3 separate regions of the Homo sapiens genome follow, and all the other regions are linked to region 2. A link is a loop called in an ENCODE intact Hi-C map of the cell type or tissue named here. Cell type or tissue: PC-9. All regions are shown on one strand.

Region 1 (8,000 bases), 130 kb after region 2:
AGAGCTCCAGAGACACAGAGACAAGAGACCAGCCTCAGAGGCTGACCACCAGCCTCCTGCTTGCTCCTCAGTTCTCCACTGGTGGAGTCCCTCTCCTTCCTGTCTCTGGCTTCTGGGATAGAGTCCTCTCTGCTCAGAGAACCCCCTGGGGGTTTAAGCGCTGCAAATGTGTTTCCTTCTCTTCTGACCAAAGGGTTCTTCTGTACCATCACTCAATAACTCCCAACCAGGATGTGCCTGCCTGGACCCCCATCGTGCTCATCCTGAGCAGCTTGGAGGAAGAGGCCTCCCCTGGGGCAGCAGTCGACCCAGGGTCTCTGCCAAATGACCCTGGCAGCTGCGGCCCCCTCGTGCCCCAGGAGTCAGGGTCCTGTCTGGAGGCTCCAACCAAAAGCTGGCCCGGGTCCCGACTGCCCTCTCAGCTGGCAGAGGATGGAGCCATTTGGCTCCGCTTCTGAAGTGGGCGCCACGAGCTCACGCTTGGCTCGTGCTCCTCACCGATGCTCTCTCTGCTCGGCCTTGCTGAGCCAGGCGGGGTTCTGGCTTCAGTGCTGCGTCTTCTCTCCTCCATGAACAGAAATCCCCGAAGGTCAGCGGTCTTGAGTATAATCGTCTTCAGATATCTGAAGAGCCGGTGTGAACAGCCGTTCAACTCAATTGCCCCACTTTTCATCGAGCATTTCCTCTCTGCCTGCACGACTGAGGTCTTCTCTGATTTTTTTTAGTAATTCATATTGATTTATTTTATAAGTTCTATTGCTTCTATTGATAATTTCATTAATTAATAGAAAATTAAGATGAGGTCATTTTGGTAGCACAAATATTGAAATAGAGTTTTGAAATAGTATGATCAACTAATTTATCGTCGTCACCAGGACTTTTTGATAGTGAAACTGGGCTCTTTTACTAATTATGTGGGGAAAACAGGTATAAACGGAGACTGTCCCATGCAAACTGAAATATATCATCACTATTGAGAGATGACTTGCTCAAACCTTAACATCCCATTTATTTCCGAATTTGTTTTAATGATGGAAACAAGGGAGGGAATCTGAGTCACACAGGGAGTAGCTGCAAATGGTAACAGGTTTTTTTTTTTTATGCTTGCCTTTTTTATTTTTTGTTTTGAGATGGAGTCTTGCTCTGTCGCCCAGGCTGCAGTGCAGTGGCGTTATCTCAGCTCACTGCAGGCTCCGCCCCCCGAGGTTCACGCCATTCTCCTGCCTCAGCCTCCCAAGTAGCTGGGACTACAGGCGCCCCCCACCTCGCCCAGCCAATTTTTTGTATTTTTAGTAGAGACGGGGTTTCACCGTGTTAGCCAGGATGGTCTCGATCTCCTGACCGCGTGATCCGCCCGCTTCGGCCTCCCAAAGTGCTGGGATTACAGGCGTGAGCCACTGCGCCCGGCCCGAATTTGTTTTAATGATGGAAACAAGGGAGGGAATCTGAGTCACACAGGTAACAGGTTTTTTTTTTTTTTTTTTTTTTTTTTTTTTTTTTAATGCTTGCCTTATAATAGTAGTTCTCAATCTTAACTCACCCAGGGCCGGGTCTGGCAAACTACAAGGTCCAGCTGCAGTCTGTTTTTGTAAATAAAGCTTTATTGGAACACAGCTGTGGCCACTCATTTACCTTCTGTCTATGGCTGCTTTCGTGCAGCACAGGGATAGCTGATGAGCTGCACTGGAGACAGGACAGTTCACTTCTAGGATATTTAGTATCTGGCCCTTTATAGAAAACATTTTCTCTCTGAGCGTAGTGGCTCATGCCTGTAATCCCAGCACTTTGGGAGGCTGAGGTGGAAGAGTGACTTGAGCCCAGGAGTTTGAGACCAGCCTGGGCAATGTAGCAAGACACCCACCTCAATAGATACAATAGATAGATTATAGATGATACATTGATTAAATGTTTGCTGTCCCCCAACGTTGGGAATGTAAAGAAATTCCAGTGTCTTACTCCCAAGAGACTCTGATATAATTGCCCTGTGGGACAGCCTGAGCAGCACTGAGTCTTGCCGTGACATCCAGGCTGTAGTGCAGTGGCGCGATCTCGGCTCACTGCAACCTCTGCCTCCCGGGTTCGAGCAATTCTCCTACCTCAGCCTCCCAGGTAGCTGGGATTACAGGCTACCATGCCTGGCTAATTTTTGAATTTTTAGTAGAGACGGGGTTTCACCATGTTGGCGAGGCTGGTCTCAAAATCCTGACCTCAAGTGATCTGCCTGCCTCGGCCTCCCAAAGTGCTGGGATTACAGATGTGAGCCACTGCACCCGGCCAACACTGGCAGTTTTAACAGTGCCTTAGGCTGACAGCTGGGTACAATGGTGCATGCCTGTAACCCCAGCTACTAGGAGGCTGAGGCAGGAGGATCGCTTAAGCCTAGGAGTTTGAGGCTGCAGTGCACTGTGATTGTGCCTGTGAATAATCACAGCAACCTGGCGACAGAATGAGACCCTGTCTCAAAAAATAAGAGTGTCTTAGGTGATTCCACCACGGAGTCAGTGGTCAGCACTGAGAACCAGGATATTAAAGCCAAATTCGGCCAAAGGTAGTGTCTCAACATGTGCCCCCATACCATTCATTCTTTCCGTGTCAGGTAACACGTGGGTGATCTTCAGTGTTTTAAATCTGGGAGAGGGGACACATGGGTTTTAATTTTTGTTACATTTTGAAAATAGTTATAAGATTTACTTTAAAATAAAACTTGAGCTGGGCGTGGTGATGGGTGCCTGCATTCCCAGCTACTTGGGAGGCTGAGGCAGGAGGATCATTTGAGGTCAGGAGTTCTGGGCTGAAGTGTGTTAGCTATGCTGATCTGGTGTCCACACTAAGTTCAGCATCAAATATGTTGACCTCCCAGGAGCAGGTTGCCTAAAAGGAGGGGTGAACACGCCCAAGTTGGAAATGGTGCAGTTCAAAACTCCTGTGCTGATCAGTGGTGGGATGACGCCTGTGAATAGTCACTGTACTCCAGCCTGGGCAACATAGTCAGACCCCATCTCAAAAAAAAAAAAAAAACCAAAAAAAACAACCAGACAAACAGACAAAAAATTGAACTTGAATCGAAGACTTGGGGTGGACTTACCTGGTTTAGTCTCCGCATAGCCCTCTGGGGACTGGATTCCACTTTTCCTTTTACAGGTGAGGAAATGGAGCCCCTGTGGGGTTGAAGGACTTGCTCCAGGCTGCACAAAACCTCAGGCTGACTCTTTCCAAAGCAATGCTTGACTTCTTGGGAGGGTTTTTAATTTTTTTCCCCAACACCCTCCTTTCCTTGACAAGCTCCTGAATATCAGAGAAGGCCAGAGAGGATGGTGTCCTGTGTTCCTGAAGGCAGGAAGTGTTTATTGAGCCCCTACTAGCTGCAGAGCTAGGCATGAAACTGTCACAGTGAACAGAAAAGGGCCCTGCCTTATGGAGTTGGACGTCCACCGTGGCAGACAGGCCCCGCGGGGAGTTTGGGTGAAAAGTCGTTGAATGTCAGGCAAGCAGCGGCCCCGGTGCTGCTGACCTTGTCTGGGAGGATCAGGAAAGTTTCCTGGGGAAGAGGCAGGGAGATCTGAGCTGAAACATGGAGGATGAGGCTGTGGCTGCCTGTCTTTAGTGCATGGAAGAGAATTCCTGGCAGAGGGAATAGCACGTGTGAGGACCCAGCTGGGGAGTCCAGGGCTGGCACCTGGAGAGCTCTGGGAGGGGCTCTAGGTGGAGCTGGAGAGGGCAGAAGTGGGAGGGAGGAGGGAGGCAGGTTCCGCACCACCCCCAGGGGGTTAAATTAGACTGGTGAGTCAAGATTCCAAGAAGACGAATGGCTCTCCTGCCAGAATTTTAGGCAACTCCACATTCCAAGACAGCCCACAGCTTCCTCTAACAGCCACGCTGTTCCCAGCCCTGGTGGAGGAGGCAGGAGCCGGCCACTAGCTGGGACACTAGGTGAGAGGTTAGGCCTCAGGTTGGCATCTGGGTCGGATGACAGAGTCGGGTGGAGGAGTCCAAGACACTGGAGACCCTCAGGCCCAGGCTCAGGGTTCCCAGTCCTGCACCTGTTACCTGTCTGCATTTGCGTCCTTGGGAAACAAACTTTGAATCAGAGATTTATGTGCAGGCAGTTTAGTGGGGCGTTTTCTCAAGAGCTGCACCTGTGAGGGAGGGTAAGCAGCTGGGCTGCAGTGCTGAGGTCTCGGCTCTTCCTCATGGGAACTCTGAGCCAGGTGGGCGCTTAAGAGATGTTCCCAATCAATCAAGGCCAAAACTTATCTACCAGTCATCAGACGCAAGCTGTCCCTCAGGGAAGGGGCCACGGGATCAGATGAGGCAACTCTGAGGCTGAGGGCAATTCCTGGGGAGTTGCTTGGCTGTGAGCTGCCAGCTCCCGCTCCCAGCAGCCACAGGAATGGAGTGTCCTGGTCTGGAAGGGTGGATCTGCAACCACAGCATCCACTACAGCAGCTGTGTGACCTGGAGCACACAGCCTAACCTCTCTGAGCTTCCTTTAGGACCACAGCATCCGCTACAGCAGATGTGTGACCTGGAGCACATGGCCTAACCTCTCTGAGCTTCCTTTATGCAAAATGCAGTCACTGGGCTGTTGGAAGGATTCAGAATATTGCATATAAAGCACCTGGCCCCAGTCTTGAGCTCCAGGAAGCACCCAGGAAGTGTTTGTTTAGTTGAAAGGATCAGTGAATGTGTTGCTTCATAATGAGAATGAGTCTGAGAACCCCCTTTCTGGTGAAAAGATCACGGGCCCAGGAGTCAGGAGAGAGTGGTCGCTTCCAGCAGTAACTGGTTGTGTGACAGAAGTATGATAAGACCGTAGGCTTTACATTTAGCTCTCTGGGCGTTAAATTCTTTATCTTGTAAACAGGGATAATGACACCTGTGCCACCTTCTCCTAGGCTATCTCCTCCTCGGTGTTGGGAAACTGAATGGAGATCGTGCGATGGGAGGTGAAAGCTTTGAAAGGGAAAAGATATCATCAGTTTCTACAGGTGGGGTGGGCGTGGCAGCAGGTGGCAGAGCAGGAAGTGGCCTAGGTGAGCCAGAACCCTGGTCAGGCGTGAGTGCAGCCCTGCACCCACATAAGCTCACACGTTTGCACAGGCTCCCTGGCACATGCATGCCCCTGCATGCATGTACACACAATCATGTGTACCCCAGTAATGCACCCACTCACAACCACCAGAGCAAAACAAAGACAAGGAGTGGAGCTGTCTGTGGTGCACCTGGGGCCCCAGCTCCCCTCCCAGCCCATGACTACACTGTGGAGGGCTGAGGAATGGGGTTGCTGAGAAGGAGCCCAGGCTGGGGGCCATGTGCATGCGGGTCAGGCTGGCAAAGCCGTCTGCCTGCCTCTTGTTTTAGGCTGCCAGGCTGGGCAAAGGCCACGTGCTCGGTGGAAGAGCCCAAGCCAATGTAAATGGGCCCCTTTGGAAGTAGGGCTCATCTGGAGAGCAAGCAAGCAAAACAAGCTTAGCTTTTCATTTAGGGACCGTCACAGAAAACTCGGAAATGCACCAAAGAGTTAATGGTATTTGGCGCTGATCAGTGGCATTGAGGGTGCTTTCTATTTCCGTCCCTTTGATTCCACTCATTTTTCTATGTCAACATGCATTAGCATTGAATGATTATCAGGATCGTCAGTGTGGGTTGGCTGAAGATATTTGTTGATGGTGTTTGTCCAGCTCCTTTCCCTGCCCCCAGCGCCTCAGTGGCCCTCCTGTGCTCTGAGCGGTTCTGCTAGGACTGTGAATTGTGAAAGCTTGGACCCGGTGCTGTGAGGTGGGAGTGTGGGCTGGGCCTGGTAATCTGCAGCCCTCGTCCCCAAGTCCATGGGAATTGTCACATGGCCTGTGCTGGGCTAATCAGAATCCTGCCTTGTCATGTTATAGGCTGACCCTGGGGAGATAAGCTCTCCCTGAAATATTAACATTGTTTCTGGCCATGTTCCCTTTCCCTTCACCACCGAGAGAAGCAGGAGGGAGGGAGGGAGAGAGAGAGAGAGAGAGAAAGAATGATTGTAAGATATGATTCATTATTTTATGTACAACTGTGATGGTTAATTTCATGTGTTGACTGGGCTACGGGATGCCCAGATAGCCTGTAGAACATTAGTTCTGGGAGTGTCTGTGAGGGTGTTTCCAGAATAATTTAGCATTTGAGTCAGCAGACGGAGTGAAGAAGCTCTGCCCTCACCAACGTGGCCAGGCATCTTCCCATCAGTTGCGGGCCCAAATAGAACAGAATGGTGGAGGGAGAACTAGTTCCGTCTTCTGCAGCTGGGATGCTCATCTTCTCCTGCCCTTGGACATCGGAACTCCTGGTTGTCAGGGTTTTGGACTTGGACTGAATGACACCACCGGCTTTCCTGGCTCTCCCACTGGCAGATGGCAGATTGTGGGACTTCTGGGCTTCCATAATCCTGAAAGCTATTCCTATAATCAATCTCCTCTTATACGTCTATATGTATCCTATTGGCTCTGTTTGTCTGGAGGACACTGATTTGTACAATTAGGAAAGAAAAAAAGGCTACGAGTGAAACCATGTCTTTGGCTGTAAATCACATTCTAATTTCAGAGATATTAATACGTGAAAAACATGTACAGACATGCATTTAACGATGGGGTTACATTCTGAGAAATGCATCATTAAGCGATTTTTTTTGAGACAGAGTCTCGCTTTATCTCAACGGCGCGATCTTGGCTCACCGCAACCTCCGCCTCCCAGATTCAAGAGATTTTCCCACCTCAGCCTTTCGAGTAGCTGGGACTACAGGAGTGTGTCACCATGCCTGGCCAATTTTTGTATTTTTGTAGAGACGGGGTTTCGCTGTGTTAGCCAGGCTGGTTTGGAACTCCTGACCTTAGGTGATCCACACGCCTCAGCCCCTCAAAGTGCTGGGATTACAGGCATGAGCCACCACACCTGGCCTTTTAAGTGATTTTCTTGTGTGAATGTCATAGAGTGTACTTACACAAATCTAGATGGTATAGCTTACTACACACCTAGGCGTAATGGTATAGCCTGTGGCTCCTAGGCTACAAACCCGCATAGCACGTTACTATAGGCAATTTTAACATAACGTATTTATGTATCTAAACATAACTCAGGCTGGAAGCAGTGGCTTATGCCTGTAATCCCAACACTTTGGGAGGCTGAGGTGGGCAGATCACCTGAGGTCAGGAGTTCAAGACCAGCCTGGCCAAAATGGTGAAACCCTATCTCTACTAAAAATACAAAAACTAGCTGGCCGTGGTGGCACGTGCCTGTAATCTCAGCTACTCAGGAGGTTGAAGCAGGAGAATCACTTGAACCAGGAAGGTGGAGGTTGCAGTGAGCCAAGATCATGCCACTGCACTCCAGCCTGGGTGACAGAGTGAGACTCCATCTCAAACAAACAAAAGACTGGCCGTGCAGTAGGTTTCTTTATCCCAGCATGAGCACATGAGCAATGCATTGCACTATGACATTACAGCAGCTACGACATTAGGCAATAGGAATTTTTCAGCTCCATTATAATCGTATGGGACCACCATTGTATATGTGGTTTGTCGTTGACTGAAACAGTGTTGTGTGGTGCATGAGTGTACCCAAGAATCCACAAAATGTGTATGTGGATGGATGGATGGAGAGAGAGACAGGTACAGCAAGAGAGTGTGAGCAAGACCAAGACAGTGAGAGTACACGCGAGATCAACAGAATGTGTGTGTGAGACAGAAAGGGATGGAGGGAGGGAGATTCCTGAAGCCATCTTTGAGCACCTGGATTCAGCCATTCCTGAAGCTGACCTTGTTGTTAAAGGAGGCTATAAAGATCCATTTTTTTCTTACGCACATATGAATCAGATTTCTGTCACAAACCGGAGTCTGGGCTGATTCCTCTTCTGCCTCTGATCCTGTTTATTGTAACAGAAAGGGTTTTCTTTTTCTGTCTTTCTTGTTTGTTTGTTTGTTTGTTTGAGACAGAGTCTCACTCTGTCACTCAGGCTGGAGTGCAGTGGTGTA
Region 2 (8,000 bases):
AATCAAATCCCTCAGAAGCCCAGAAAGCAGCTGTCCTCAGCTCACTCCTCTCACCGCAGATCACCCATTCACCAGGTACTTACTGATGGCTACCATGGGCCAGATGTGATCCCAGGATTTGATCGTGAGAGGAGCTTGTGTCAGAGTGTGTGAACCAGAGCAACTCCATCTTAAACAGGAGCTGGGTAAAATGAGGCTGAAACCTACTGGGCTGCATTCCCAGATGGTGAAGGCATTCTAAGTCACAGGATGAGATAGGAGGTCAGCACAAAATACAGGTCATAAAGACCTTGCTGATAAAACAGGTTGCAGTAAAGGAGCCAGCCAAAACCCACCAAAACCAAAATAGCAAAAAGAGTGACCTCTGGTCATCCTCACTGCTACACTCCCACCAGCACCATGACAGTTTACAAATGCCATGGCAACGTCAGGAAGTTACCCTATAGGGTCTAAAAGGGGGAGGCATGAATAATCCACCCCTTGTTTAGCATATCATCAAGAAATAACCATGAAAATGCACAACCAGCAGCCCTCGGGCCTGCTCTGTCTATGGAGTAGCCATTCTTTATTCCTTTACTTTCCTAATAAATTTGCTTTCACTTTACTCTATGGACTCACCCTGAATTCTTTCTTGCACGAGATCCAAGAACCCTCTCTGGGGGTCTGGATCAGGACCCCTTTCCTGTAACACTTGGACTCTGGACCCAGCGGGCTCTGACAATCTGGGAGTGGCGGGCAACAAGCCTTCCTTCCCAGAAAGGGCACACGTGCAGTCAGGTAGGGCTGTGTACCACTCTGAAATGGACCAGAAGGTCTGTGGAGGCCATTGGCAGAAAACTAGCCTGTGCAGGGTGCCCTTCAGGGGGTCCTCAGGCTCTGATCATGTTTGAGCTACTTAACAGTTCTGTAGGCTGGGCGCAGTGGCTCATGTCTGTAATCCCAGCACTTTGGGAGGCGGAGGTGGGCAGATAACCTGAGGTCAGAAGTTTAAGACCAGCCTGGCCAACATGGTGAAACCCCATCTCTACTAAAAATACAAAAACTAGCCAGGTGTGGTGGCAGGCACCTGCAATCCTAACCACTCAGGAGGCTGAGGCAGGAGAATCACTTGAATCAGGGAGGTGGAGGTTGCAGTGAACTTAGATCACGCCACTGCCCTCTGGCCTGGGTGACAGAGTGAGACTTTATCTCAAAAATAAAAAAGAAAAGAAAAAAAGGGAACAGAAACTGTGTGACTTGGACAGTGGGCACAACTTTGGGTTCCCCACCCTGCCCATTCAGCCTGGTCTCAGCCCACCTACCTTGCCAGACATCCATTTGTTCTCTAAATATTAACTGACTCCCATGAGCCAAGCAGGCTCTCAGCACTGAGCATGCAGAGGTAATAGAATCCTATGAGTTGTCAGCCTCTTAGAGGCTGTTAGACAACGGGGAGCAGACAACAGCAATGACACGGGAATATACAATAGCATGTCAGGAGAAGATCAGCCTAGAAAGAAGGATGCACCAGGAGGAGGGGCTCCTGGGCTTCATGGTCAGGGAAGACCTTTAAGAGGACACTTTGGAACAGAGCATGCACAGAAAGTACAAAGGTCCTGAGCCCCGCTCCTGCCTACCAAGGGTACACGCTGCCCTTAATTACACATTCATTACCATTGCGACTGGGTTTCTGACTCACAGCATTAAAGGAGAAGCTTCGGGAGGGCACAACCCACCACCATCGGGTCTCCACTGCCAAGCCTAGGCAATGCCTGGCTCACAGTAAATGCTTAACAAATGAGTTATTATAATAATACAAAAATATAAACATGAGTTATTATCATAACTCATTTATTATATAATATTATATATTAGTTTTATATATTACATAACTAATACAACAAATATAACTAATAATTTCACAATGTGACCTTGAAACATTAACCAAATTTTTTTGTTTTTGTTTTTGAGACAGGGTCTCGATCTCTCACCCAGGCTGGGGTACAATGATGTGGTCTTGGCTCACTGCAGCCTTGATCTCCTGGGCTCAAGCGATCCTCCAACTTCAGCCCCCTGAGTAGCTGGGACTACAGGTGCATACCACCACGCTGGGCTAATTTTTAAATTTTTTGTAGAGACGGGTCTCACTTTGTTGCATAGGCTGGTCTCAAACTCCTGAACTCAAGCAATCCTCCTGCCTTGGCCTCCCAAACTGCTAGGATTACAGGCATAAGCCACTGCACCTGGCCACTCAATACATAAACTAAGATATTAATTTGCATAAGCCAACCTTACTATATTAGCCCTTATCTTCCATTAGTTCTCCCATTTCCTGGTCACTTTCCTACAGTTTATCATTGCTTGAAACCCAAACCTTATTTCCTTTGTTAAAATGCTATATAAGGTCAGGCACAGTGGTTCACGCCTGTAATCCCAGCACTTTGGGAGCCCAAGGGGGATCATCTGAGGTCAGGAGTTTGAGACCAGCCTGGCCAACATGGTGAAACCCTATCTCTACTAAAAATACAAAAATTAGCCGGGCGTGTTGGCGGTGCCTGTAGTCCCAGCTACTCCGGAGGCTGAGGCAGGAGAATGGCTTGAGCATGGGAGGCAGAGGTTGCAGTGAGCTGAGATCACACCACTGCACTGTAGCCTGGGCAACAGAGCAAGACTCTGTGTCAAAAATAAAAGTTATATAAGCCTGAATCTAACCATTTCTTTGAGTTTTACTTCTTTTCTATAAATTCTCATGCATGTAAATATTAACAAAAATTATATGCTTTTTCTCCTGTTAATCTGTCTTTTGTTACTTTAATTTGCAGATCCCAGGTACCGAACTGAAGATGGTAGAGGAAAAGTTTTTCCTGCTTAACATATTCAACTCTCTACCCTCAATATATTTGGCTGTTATTATTCTGGTTTACATGTATCATAATTTAACCAGTTCCCTACTGGTGGATGTCTAGGTTTCCCCGATGTTTTGCTATTAAAAACACACATGGTACACGTTTTTCTAGATCGGGCAGGGTTTGCCCATCTCCACTTCAAGCAGCACAACCACCATCTGCCAGTGTTGGGGTTTACTCTACAGTCAGCAAACACTGTTGGCACATCCAGTCAGAGAAACTGAAAACAGAAAGCAGAAATGGCTTACACTGGACTAATTTTAGAATTTCTAAGTACATTTAAGTGATGACTCATCCCACTTAAATTCAAAGCTGTTTGTTGTGCCATCTGGCTCATCAGAACATGAAAGACTTCTCCTGCAACCTGGAAAAAGGCCAGAGAGGAAGACGAATGGAGGAGTCAACCCCATGGGAATGCTGACTGAGTGTTAGCTCCCCGTGGACAGGAATGTCACTGCATGAATAGGCTGCAGTATGTCTGGGCCTGTTTTTTTTTCATAAAATGTTCCCCCCCTGTTTTTTTCTTATTCCAAAGCAATGCAACAAAAAGCACAAGAAATCAAAAAGGAAAAAATAGATATTGGACTTCATCAAAATGAAAAACTTTTGTGCTTCAAAGGAAATGGAAAGAAAGTGAAAAAACAACTGAGGGAATGGAAGAAAATATTCTCAAATCATCATCTAACAAAGGTTGTGTTAGTCTGTTCAGGTTGCTGTAACAAAATATCATTTCAGGTCACCAGGTGGCTTAAACAACAGATTCAGTTGGCCCTCCGTATCCATGGGTTTCAGGCCTTCGACTTCAACCAACCTCAAATAAAAAATATTTTTAAAACCCAATACGGCCGAGTGCGGTGCCTCATGCCTGTAATCATAGCACTTTGGGAGGCCGAGGCGGGGGGATCACTTGAGGTCAGGAGTTCAAGACCATCCTGGCCAATACATAGTGAAACCCTGTCTCTCCTAAAAATACAAAAATTAGCTGGGCATGGTGGCGGGTGCCTGTAATCCCAGCTACTTGGGAGGCTGAGGCAGGAGAATCGCTGGAACCCCGGAGGCAGAGGTTGCAGTGAGCCGAGATCGCACCATTGCACTCCAGCCTAGGAGACAGAGCCTTCTGTCTCTAAAAAAAAAAAAAGAAAGAAAAAGCCAGTACAGCAATAAAAAATAATAAAAATCTTAAAACAATGTAGCATATTGTTTTAAACTATTTAAACTACAATTACTTACATAGCATTTACATTTATAAGTAATCTAGAGATCATTTAAAGTACACAGGAGGATATGTGTAAGTTATGCGCAAATACTACACAATTTTATATCAGGGACCTGATCATCTTTGTTTTTTTTGTTTTGTTTTTTGTTTTTTGAGACTGAGTCTTGCTCTGTCACCCAGGCTGGAGTGCAGTGGCATGATCTCAGTTTACTGCAACCTCCACCTCCTGGGCTCAAGCAATCCTCCTGCCTCAGCCTCCCGAGTAGCTGGAACTACAGGCATGCGCCACCATGCCTGGCTAATTTTTGTAGTTTTAGTAGAGAAGCGGTTTCACCATGTTGGCCAAGCTGGTCTTGAACTCCTGGCCTAACGTGATTCGCCTGTCTTGGCCTCCCAAAGTGCTGGGATTACAGGCGTGAACCACTGTGTCAGACAGAGTAGACTCCGTCTTAAAGAAAAAAAAGTTTTGGTGCCATTCCATGCAACGTGGAGAGAAATGTCGCATTCAGGAGGGAAGGCTCCCAGACACTTAACTCTCCACTCCAGGCCAGCTTTCTGGAGGCACCAGGGCTTTGTCAACGCATAGATGAGGAGTCAGCCATTGAGTGTGACAGTGTGAGGCAGTGGAGAAGGCATAGAAGCTGGAAGCTGGAAGTCCTGCCTTCCTAAACCACAGCTGCTTCTTACCAGCTGTGTTACCTTAAGTAGGTCCCTTAACCTCTCTGAATCTCATCGCAAAGTGCTTTTCGAATAGAGCAGGATCATTGAGAGGATTCAGTGAAGTATTTACTCTTGAAACCCTTAGCATGGAGCCTGGCAAGTACCAGGTGCTTAGGAACAATCCTTCATTATCACACCAAAAAAGGTGCTGTGGACACCCAAGGAAACAAAATCCCTTCGATAAAGAATTTTAAAATTTTAGTCTTATGAACCGTGCTATGTATTCTCCTGCCTTTTTGACAGAATAGACTGAACATCCTTTAACCTTTTTTGATGGTGCAAGATCATCTCTTATAAGACAAAAATTCAGGCCAGGCATGGTGGCTCATGCCTGTAATCCCAGCACTTTGGGAGGCTGAGGTGGGTGGATGGCTTCAGTCCAGGAGTTCGAGACTAGCCTGGGCAACATAAGTGAGACCCTGTCTCTACAAAAAATACAAAACTTAGCCAGATGTTTTGGTGTGCACCTGTGGTCCCAGCTACTCAAGAGGCTGATGTGGAAAGATGGTTTGAGCTCGGGAGGCAGAGGTTGCAGTGAGCCAAGATTTTGCCACTGCACTCCAGCCTGGTGACAGAGCAAGACTCCATCTCAAAAAAAGAAAGGCAAAAATTCCCTCAGAGTGCAAAGCTTGCCAGTATTTAGAAATCCAACATTAGTCTTCATTCAGCAACCAGTCATTCATTTGCCAAACATGAACTTTCCCTAGAACTCCATACTTCTTTGGACGTGTGAGACACTGCCAGAATAATTATTCAAGCACTGTGTGGGCCAGGTGCGGTGGCTTACGCCTGTAATCCCAGCACTTTGAGAAGCCGAGGCAAGACGATTGCTTGAGCTCAGGAGCTCGAGACCAGCCTGGCAACATGGTGAAAGCCTGTCTCTATTTAAAAAAAAAATTAGCCGAGTGTGATGGTGCCCTCTTGGAGTCCCAGCTACTCAGGAGGCTAAGGCGGGAAGATCATTTAAGCCCAGGAGATGGAGGCTGCAGTGAGCTGTGATCTACCACTGCATTCCAGCCTGGGTGACAGAGCAAGACCCTGTCTAAAAAAAAAAAAAAGAAAAAAAAGAAAAGAAAAGAATGAGTGGGAGGGCGAGGCGCGGTGGCTCACGCCTGTAATCCCAGCACTTTGGGAGTGGGAGGTGGGTGGATTACCTGAGGTCGGGAGTTCGAGCTCAGCCTGGCTAACATGGTGAAACCCCGTCTCTACTAAATACACAAAATTAGCTGGGCGTGGTGGCACACGCCTGTAATCCCAGCTACTCCGGAGGCTGAGGCAGGAGAATCGCTTGAACCCAGGAGGCGGAGGTTGCAGTGAGCCGGGATTGTGCCACTGCACTCCAACCTGGGCGACAGTGAGACTCCGTCTCAAAAAAAAAATGAAGTACTGGTACCTGCAACAGACACAAAAGCCACATATTATATGATTCCCTGTGTGTGAAATGTCCAGAAGAGGCAAATCCATAGAGCTGACAAGTAGAATGGTGATTACCAAGAGCTTAGGAGAGGAAGGGCTAATGGCCTTGAGGTTCTTTTTAAGGTGATGAGCATGTTTATTTGGAGACAGAGTCTCGTTGTGTTGCCCAGGCTGGAGTGCAGTGGTGTGTTCACAGCTCACTGCAGCCTCAACCTCCTAGGCTCAAGTGCTCCTGCCATCTCAGCCTCCCGAGCAGCTTGGACCACAGGGCTGAACCATCACCCCCAGCTAATTTTTTCTGTTTTTTGTAAAGGCAAGGTCTCACAAAATCCCAACATGCTGGGATTACAGGCGTGAGCCACCATGCCTGGCCCCTACTCATTCTTTTTTTTTTTTAAGATGGAGTCTTGCTGTGTCACCCAGGCTGGAGTGCAGTGGCACAATCTTGGCTCACTGCAACCTCCACCTCCTGAGTTCAAGCAATTCTCCCTGCCTCAGCCTCCCGAGTACCTGGGATTACAGGCGCCTGCCACCACGCCCAGCTAATTTTTGTATTTTTAGTAGAGATGGCGTTTCACCATGTTGGCCAGGTTGGTCTCGAAATCCTGACCTCAGGTGATCCACCCACCTTGGCCTCCCAAAGTGCTGGGATTACAGGCATGAGCCACCGCGCCCAGCCGCCCCTACTCATTCTTAATCACACCACCTGACTTTCTCCACATTGATCACATTAGGATATTATCTTGTTTATTTACAGAAAATCTGTGTCCCTCTTCAGTGCACTGGACTCTTCGGTGCACTGGATGCTCAATGCAGGCACTAAGTTTTGTCTGACTTACCACTGGTTGTATGCCCTGCTCACAGCTGGTGAATGAGTGATTGGAAACACACCTGCTCCCTTGATTTAGGCCTCTGGGAAACAAGGGCAAGGTAAGTTCAGGAAGAAGAAAGACCTCGTAATTTCCAGGTAGGAAAAATCCTTTGGTGTGGCCGTGAGACACTGCATTCTTCTTGGCCACAGCTCCCTCTGCTTTGAGAATCACATAATCAACTTTATCTTTCTCTGAATCGTTCACATAAAAGGGAGGTGTTGGAACACAAGGTGGAAATGGGTGTGTTGGCGGTGGCTGAGGAAGTCGGGGCAGGAGGAGCCACTGTTTCTGGGAATGAATTCCTGAAACTTGCTGGTCCCACCAAGATGCAAATCTTGCGGCAGTTTTTACAGTTATCCTGTGGAAGAAGTGAGGATCCCACTCCAAGCCCAGGTCAGAATGCTGATAATCCCCTCTGATCAGGTTTTTTTAATTTTATTTTTATTTTTTGTGGTTTGGGGAAGATTTGCCAACTGTATCCTCTTTTCTGGCAAGGAAAATTTATATCTGCCCAATGAAATCAGGAATTTAACTTCATTCATTCAACAGTTATTTAATTCTATCCTCTACTAGATTCCTACAGCTGCTGTAACCCTAAAGTACCACAAACTGGGTGGCTTGAAACAACAGACACGTAGCCAGGCGCAGTGGCTCACGCCTGTAATCCCAGCACTTTGGGAGGCTGAGGTGGGCAGATCATCTGAGGTCAGGAGTTCAAGACCAGCCTGGCCAAAACGGTGAAACCCTGTCTCTGCTAAAAATACAAAAAAAATTAGCCGGGCATGGTGGTGGCGCACGGCTGCCATTCCAGCTACTCGGAATGCTGAGGCAGGAGAACCGCTTGAACCTGTGAGGCGGAGGTTGCAGTGAGAGCGAGACTCTATCTCAAAA
Region 3 (8,000 bases), 52 kb after region 2:
GTACAATGGCACAATAGCGGCTCACCGCAACCTCTGCCTCCCAGATTCAAGCGATTCTCCTGCCTCAGCCTCCCGAGTAGCTGGGATTACAAGCATGTGCCACCACGCCCGGCTAATTTTGTATTTCTAGTAGAGACATGGTTTCTCCATGTAGGCCAGGCTGGTCTCGAACTCCCGACCTCAAGTGATCTGCCCGCCTCGGCCTCCCAAAGTGCTGGGATTACAGGAATGAGCCACTGCACCCGGCCAATTTTTATTATTTTAAAATTGTATGTAAAGATGGAGACTCACTATGTTGCCCAGGTTGAACTCCTGGGTTCAAGCATTCTTCCTGCCTGCCTAGGCCTCCCAAGTGCTGGGATTACAAGTGGGAGCTACTGCACCCAACCCTGCCCTTTAAATAATATTGATGTTAATTAGAATAAGAGCAGCAGCTATTGTGCTTGATCCTGTTTCTTTTTCTTTCTTTTTCTTCTTCTTCTTTTTTTTTTTTTTTTTTTGAGACAGAGTCTCCCTCTATTGTCCAGGTTGGAGTGCAGTGGCACGATCTCTGCTCACTGCAACCTCCGCCTCCTGGGTTCAAGTTATTCTCCTGCCTCAACCTCTGGATTAGCTGGGATTACAGACGTGCCTCATGCCCGGCTAATTTTTGTATTTTTAGTGGAGACGGGGTTTCACCATGTTTGCCAGGCTGGTGTTGAACCCCTGACCTCAAGTGATCCACCTGCCTGGGCCTCCCAAAGTGCTGAGATTACAGGTGTAAGCCACCATGCCTGGCCCTTTTTCTTTTTTATAAATTGAGACAGGGTCTCGCTTTGTCACCCAGGCTGGAGTGCAGTGGCACAAACTCTGCTTGCTACAGCCTCAACCTCCTGGGTTTGAGCAATCCTCCTGCCTCAGCCTCTCGTGTAGCTGGGACCACAGGCACATGCCACCATGGCTGGTTAATTTTTAAATTTCCTGTAAAGACGGGGTCTTGTAGAGAACAGCCTAGGCTGGTCTGGAACTCTTGGGCTCAATCAATCCTCCTGCCTCAGCCTCTCAAAGCGCTTGGATTACAGACGTAAGCCACTGTGCCTGGCCTACCCATGGGGGTCCCAACTGCCACATTTTCTGCCGCTTGGGTTCACCCATCCCTCTCCTCCACCCGTCCCTCCTTTCTCAGTATTGTAAAACACACCCCGACCTCATATCATTTTACCCAGAAATATATCAGTGTCCATCTAAGCAGATAAAGGCGTTCTTGCTTGTTTGTTTTTCTAACGCCCAGTGTGATCGTCACTCCCAGTACACGTTAATAAAAATTTCTGGGCTGGGTGCAGTGGCTTGTGCCTGTAATCTTAGCACTTTGGGAGGCCAAGACAGGGGAATGGCTTGAGGCAAGGAATTTGAGACCAGCCTGGACAACAGAGTGAGACCCCCATCTCCACACACACACACACACACACACACACACACACAAATTAGCGCGGCGTGGTGGTGGAAGGCTGTGGTCTCAGTTACTTGGGAGGCTGAGGTGGGAGGATTGCTTGAGCCCAGGAGGTTGAGGCTGCAGTGAGCCATGATTGTGCCACTGCACTCCAGCCTGAGTGACAGAGTGAGACCCTATCTCAAAATAAATAAATAAGCCAGGCACTTATTAATTCTGTGACTCCCATCTGTAATCATAGCACTTGGGGAGGCTGAGACAGGAAAATTGCTCAAACCTGAGAGGGGGAGGTTGCAGTGAGCAGAGATCATGCCACTGCACTCCAGCCCGGGCAACAGAGTGAGTGAGACTTCATCTCAAAAAATAATAATAATAAATGAATAATAATTTCTTACCATCTAACAACAGGTCCCCTTTTCAATTCTGTGCTTTTAAATGAGACCAGAGGAAGAGCTGGAAAGCTTTGGAAACTTGCCAAACATTGTAAAGCACTTAAATGAATGTCTTCAAGGGCTGTGCTCAAAGTGTGATCCCCAGGCAGGGCCACCAAACCACCCTGGAGCTTGCTAGAAATGCAAAATCCCAGGCCCAGGGCCCCAGATCCAGTGGAACTGAACTACCGCTGGACCAAAACCAATGGATCATTAAAGTTTAAGGTTGGCTATCTCCACTGTGTGGAAGGCAGTGGCTGGTCCTCTCTGAATTAATCTACTTTTTCTTGAGGCCTGGATCTTGCTGGTTGATAGCAGCTTCACTGAGTCTTCCCACCAGCAGTGAGAGCCTGCCATGTGTTAAACATCAACCAGGCCTATGGGGACAGTTGAGGTCACTGCCGTTGACAGGCTCCTATTCTAGTGCAAGATACAGACAAGAAGCTAATAAATGATAAAGAAATAGAGTAATCCCAGGTTGTGATTATTAACATATGAGTTGTGCGAGGCCTCCCCAACAAGCCTATTGAAATTGCACCAGCAGAGCCAGGTGCGGTGGCTCACACCCGTAATCCCTGCACTTCAGGAGGCTGAGGTGGGCGGATCACCTAAGGTCAGGAGTTGGAGAACAGCTGGCCAACATGGTGAAACTCCGTCTCTACTAAAAGTACAAATATTAGCTGGGAATAGTAGCACCTGCCTGTAATCTCAGCTACTAGGGAGACTGAGGCATGAGAATCTTTTGAACCTGGGAGGTGGAGGTTGCAGTGAGCCGAGATCGCACCACTGCACTCTAGCCTGGTTGACAGAGCAAGCAAGACTCAGTCTCAAAAAAAAAAAGAAAAGAAAAGAAAAAGAAATGGTTCCAGCGCCTAAGGTGTCCTCCCCCTCTGGCTTTACTTTGCCCTGTGGCCCTGTTTCCAGATGCTGGGCCATGCATCTTACTACTTATTTGCTCATTGCTTTTCTCCCAGGCCAGGAAGTAATCATCACACACAGACTGCCATATACCCACCCTTAGGACACAGAAGGAGTAGGAGAAATACTTGTTGAATGAAAGCTACTATGACTTTTCAAACAATGAGAGTGCCTAAAAGTGATCAATACCTGATTAGCGATTGTTTTTTAATACATCTGATTCCTACCCATGGGAAGAGTTCCTATGTGGAATGAGGCTACAATTCTTTCACTGAAAATAAATTGCACCCTATCCTGGGTGCTGCTCCAACCTCACCTCAGGGCTGGGAGCCTGGTGCTGCCACACCCTTGCCCTGAGCAGAAGAATCCGGAAGAAGCCTTTGGCCAGAGCCGCAGGTGAGTCATTTGAGGACTCTATGCCCTTGTGGCCATCCTTCGGTCACCTGTCTGGAATTTTATTTTTTTTAGCCCCCGGGCTCTGCACCAAAGAGCTGGCTTTTTTTGTTGTTGTTCCAGCTATACCTAAAAGGGACCAGCCTCATTCATATAAAGATCTCAGATCTCTCAAAAGGCATCTACAAATTAAGAGTAATTCTGCTCAAAATTAAAGGAAAAACATTTTTTTGGCGGAGGAGGGAATTGTGTAGAGTTGAAGAAATCCAAGAGATTGTAAAGTTCTTGTGGAGGGTGGAGTCAGTGAGAGGAGGCAGAGAAACAAGGCGAAGGCCTTTGCGCTCCATCTGGTATCTGTGTCCAATAGATGGTTTCACCCACAGCATGGCAGAGTCCAGCAAGGATCCAAGAATATGCAGGAATCAGGGAAATGATGAAGACAGCACTTTAAATGGGAGGGATTTTTAAGTAAATGCTATTAGGCCAATCAACTGGAAGTCTATTCATTTGCAAACAGTAACATGAGGCTTCCTCCTCAAACCCCAAACACATATACACGCACATTCCACAGTTCCACACGGGCTCAAGACCCAAACCAAAAAAACAAATTCTATGAGAATGCTTGATACAAGACTAATAAAAAGAAGACTGGGCCAGGTGCGGTGGTGGCTCATGCCCATAATACCAACACCTTGGGAGGCCTAGGCAGGAGGATCACTTAAGGCCAGGAGTTTGAGACCAGCCTGGGCAGCACGGTGAGACCCCCGTCACTACAAAAAATACAAAAATTAGCTGGGTGTGCTCGCATGCTCCTGTGGTCCCAGCTACTCACCGGGCTGAGGTGGGAGGATCGCTTGAGCCCAGGAAATGGAGGCTGCAGTGAGCCCCGATTGAGTGATTGAACCTGGGTGACAGAGCATGACCCCGTCTCAAAAAAGAAAAAAAAAAAGAAACTACACTTTCAGGGATAATTTCTATAGTTGGTTACTAGAGAAGTTTCTTTAAATATGTAGAGCACCATTTAAACAGAATAATAAAAAGGCTGTGAGCAGTGGCTCATGCCTGTAATCCCAGCACTTTGGGAGGCCGAGGTGGGCAAATCGCTTGAGGCCAGGAGTTCGAGACCAGCCTGGCCAACATGGCAAAACCCCATCTCTATGAAAAATCCAAAAATTAAGCCGGGTGTGGTAGCTCATGCCTGTAATCTCAGCACTTTGGGAGGCCAAGGCAGACAGATCACCTGAGGTTGGGAGTTCAAGACCAGCCTGGCCAAAATGGTGAAACCTCGTCTCTACTAAAAATACAAAAATTAGCCAGGTGTGGTGGTGCATGTCTGTAATCACAGCTACTCAGGAGGCTGAGGCAGGAGAATTGCTTGAACCTGGGACGCGGAGGTTGCAGTGAGCTGAGATTGTGCCACTGCACTCCAGCCTGGGTGACAGAGCAAGACTCTGTCTCAAAAAAAAAAAAAAAAAAAAAGAGAAAGAAAAATACAAAAATTAGCCGGACTTGGTGGTCCACACCTGTAATCTCAGCTGCTCGGAGGCTGAAGCGGGAGAATCACTTGGACCAGACCCTGGAGACAGAGGTTGCAGCGAGCAGAGATTGCATCACTGCACTCTAGCCTGGGCAACAGAGTGAGACTCCATTTTAAAATAATAAGAAGAAGAAGAAGAAGAAAAAGAGAAAGAACACTAAAAAGATAGTGCAATGGTAACATGAGCAAAGAGCTTAAACAGGTAGTTCACTGAAGAAGGAATACAAGTAAATACAGTAAATACCAGAAGAGTTGTCATCACCATACCATTTCTACCATCAGGGCGCACAGATACTAAAATGACAAACAAACAGAAAATGAGACATAGCTGGAGATACCGTCGAAGAAGGGCCAAGAATGTTGCTTGGCAAATTCATGTAAAAGAGCAGTAAGATCTTCTTTAAAAAAGCTGTGTGCAGAAATATGTACTTAAATACAGTATATAGAAAAAGGACTCAATGGCTACAGACTTCTTAATCCTGGTTATTTCTGTGGAGAAGCTAGGGAGTTCCTACTTGTTATAGTGTACCAAGTGGAACATCCATTGCAGGTGAACTTACCAGGACACAGGCTCTCTTCTTCGCTGTCGGCAGGGGTCTAATTCAATTGATGGGAGCATTTGAGAACCTAAATGTAGCATTAGCTAAAAACTCTTGGACACTACACCCTCCCTTCTTGCATTTACCCTATAGCATGTACCTGTATGATTCTGTAAGTCCTATAGATACTATGGGGGATGGATCCATTACATTCTGTAGCATTGAACTTCCCAAATGCTCACAGCCCTTAGGTCCTAAACAGCCTGTGGGGTGGCTTTTGCTTGGGCCACAGGCTATATTAAAATATATTGCAATCAAGCAGGGGAATAGTTTAATCTTAAAGCAAGTGGTTTAGCACCTGGTGTGAGAATCTCGCTTGAGCCGCCTGCCTGGCCCTAAAGGGGACATCTCTAAACATCTGCCTCTGGGGTTCTGAAGTGTGCAGTGGGGAGTCACCTTCACAGAGAGGACTTGCTGTGACCTGTAAGACACCATGCCTCTTCTCTTTCCTTCCGAGTGCTGCCTGACAGTGTCCTAAGTATTTGTTTGTGGTGGTTTATCCTCCCCAATCATGGTAAGCTTTGTGAGATCAGGGGCTTTGTTGCTTTTGTTCCCCGGGGTCCCCAAGCCAGGCCTGGCATCTGGGAGGTGCTCAGAGTGTATCTGTTACAGGAACAAGAAAGTCTTATCCACCGCCCATGCAGCTTAAGTAAAGCATTGTATTTACTAAACACTCGCTGTGGTCCAAATGCTTTGTTGAGCAAGGTAGATAAGAGGATGGATGTTTGTGGACTGAAAGAACCAGCTCCTGACCCCACCCTTAGTGCTCCAATTCTGGCTGAGCTCTGGGTGCCCCAGGGCCTTGCTATCCCTTCCCCTCCCCCTGCTTCCTCTAAGAATCTTCTCCATCCTTCAAGACCCTCAGGATTGCTGCGAAGCTCTCTCACCCCTGGACTGGACCAGACCACCCGTAGCCTCCCATAGCACCCTCCTGTATCACCTCTGTAAATGCTGGGCTGGTTATGGAACTGTCCACCAAGTGCGAAGGTTTATCTCCCACTGCTGATGGGAAGCCCCCTGAAGATGGGGATTTTTGGCCTCTTTTTTTTTTTTTTCTTTGAGACAGGGTCTCGCTGTCGCCCAGGCTGGGGTGCAGCTGCACAATCATGGCTCACCACAGCCTTGACCTCTCAGGCTCAAGTAATTCTCCCACCTCGGCCTCCTGGGTAGCTGGGAGCACAGGCGCGTGCCACCATGCCTAGCTAATGTTTCTATTATTTGTAAAGACTGAGTCTTCTTATGTTGCCCAGGCTGCTCTGGAACTCCTGGGCTCAAGCGATCCTCCCTCCTCAGCCTCCCAAATTGTTGGGATTACAGGCGTGAGCCATCACGCTAGCCAGATTTTGGCCTCTTTGGTTGAGTGTCAGCTCCCCAGCACAGGGCCTGGGAATCTGTGGAATGAATGCACGAGTAGTACCAGACTGACAACTGGGGCAGAGGTGGGGAATCCCAGCATGGAGGGACCTGGGCAGACCTGGGTGGCCAGTCTGAAAGGTGATGCATGTGATTCAACACCTGGCCCGAGAGGGGACCACTTAGGCCTTCCCGGGTGCTCATGCCACAGACACATGCAGACCCTGGGCACAGCCTGAATGAGGCCTTTGTTAGGATGAAGGGTTTGGCTTTCCAAGCCCCCCAAGCGCTCTGCAGACATTACTTTTCACTTATCTCTCCCCCATATCCCAAGAGGTTGAGACTATCATTTTCATTTTTTTTTTTTTTTTTTTTTTGAGACAGAGTCTTGCTCTGTCACCCAGGCTGAAGTGCAGTGGCTCGATTTCGGCTCACTGCAACCTCCGCCTCTTGGGTTCAAGCGATTCTCCTGCCTCAGCCTCCCAAGTAGTTGGAATTGCAGGCGGGTGTCACCCTGTCCCGCTAATTTTTGTTATTTTTTTTTTAGTAGAGATGGGGTTTCACCATGTTGGCCAGGCTGGTCTTGAACTCTTGGCCTCAAGTGATCCACCCACCTCAGCCTCCCAAAGTGCTGGGATTACAGGTATGAGCCACCACGCCCGGCTATCATTTTTATTTTAAAAGTGTGGAAACTGAGGCACGGAGAGGTTAGGTCGCTTCCAGTGAGGGATGAAGGTGGGTTGAACCTGGAGCCCTGGGACCCCAGGTCAGTGCAGCCTCACATGGAGCCAGCTGCCTCGGTCCTGGTTGCACTTGAGGCCTTGCTGGCTCTGACACTGACAAAGTTTGAAAGTTCCCTCCTAACCTCCCTGAGCCTCAGTTTCTTCGTCTGTAAATAGAAATATGCAAAGGACCCATTTCACAGGGCATCGTGAAGCTCAGATGACCTCGTGCACAGGGCCCAGGTCAGGTGGGGTTCCTGCTGTGCGGGGCTGGCCATTCGCATCCCTGACCTCCTGGCGGTGCCTGTTCCATGCCCAGCGAGCCCCAGAGGAACAAATCTTTCACTAATGCTCATTACGGGTTAAGCTGAACCCCACCTTTCACATGCAAGAGGCCTTCCCTTTCCTGTGGGAGGCAGGAGGGCATCCTGATTAGCACCAAGCTCTGGACCCAAGGTTTGAGGTTTGGCTCTGGGGCCTTGGACAGTCTTCCAACTTCCCTGTGGGTGAAATAGTCAAAACCCATGTTTCCATCTCAGGGATGTGAGGAGGATCTTATCTAGATCAATGCCCAGAAATCATAATGCACTGTGCCTGGCACAGAGTCGGTGCCCAGGC

Evidence for each region. Hi-C counts contacts between places; a loop is a spot of excess contacts. Peaks named below come from ENCODE experiments on the same cell type or tissue, not always from the same donor. Only the 100,000 strongest peaks of a DNase experiment are listed, where the experiment ranks them.
Region 1: it touches region 2 in a loop (11-fold over the local background); 3 of 110 quality-filtered maps call a loop at or near these places.
Region 3: a loop joins it to region 2, with 4 times the contacts of the local background. A loop is called at or near these places in 2 of 110 quality-filtered maps.

The regions. Positions count from the first base shown.
Region 1 is chr20:56,685,693-56,693,692 of GRCh38, forward strand. It overlaps the pseudogene RN7SL170P. Among named protein-coding and RNA genes, the nearest start is that of TFAP2C, 60 kb to the left of the region's middle. RefSeq lists an enhancer at 4,599-5,194. In PC-9, no CTCF peak of the experiment used is centred here; DNase peaks (open chromatin) are centred at 1,519, 3,839, 4,679, 4,969 and 1 weaker place; H3K4me3 peaks cover 3,026 bases; H3K27ac peaks cover 4,755 bases.
Region 2 is chr20:56,551,887-56,559,886 of GRCh38, forward strand. LOC124904971 (a long non-coding RNA gene) reads left to right here and starts at 2,032. Exons shown (of 2, transcript XR_007067758.1): 1 at 2,032-2,072; 2 at 2,802-3,725. RefSeq lists an enhancer at 2,950-2,999. In PC-9, a CTCF peak has its summit at 3,330; a DNase peak (open chromatin) is centred at 3,195; H3K4me3 peaks cover 782 bases; H3K27ac peaks cover 1,487 bases.
Region 3 is chr20:56,603,557-56,611,556 of GRCh38, forward strand. No RefSeq gene overlaps it. Among named protein-coding and RNA genes, the nearest start is that of TFAP2C, 22 kb to the right of the region's middle. RefSeq lists an enhancer at 2,719-3,918. In PC-9, no CTCF peak of the experiment used is centred here; DNase peaks (open chromatin) are centred at 2,805, 3,185 and 3,705; H3K4me3 peaks cover 1,345 bases; H3K27ac peaks cover 4,588 bases.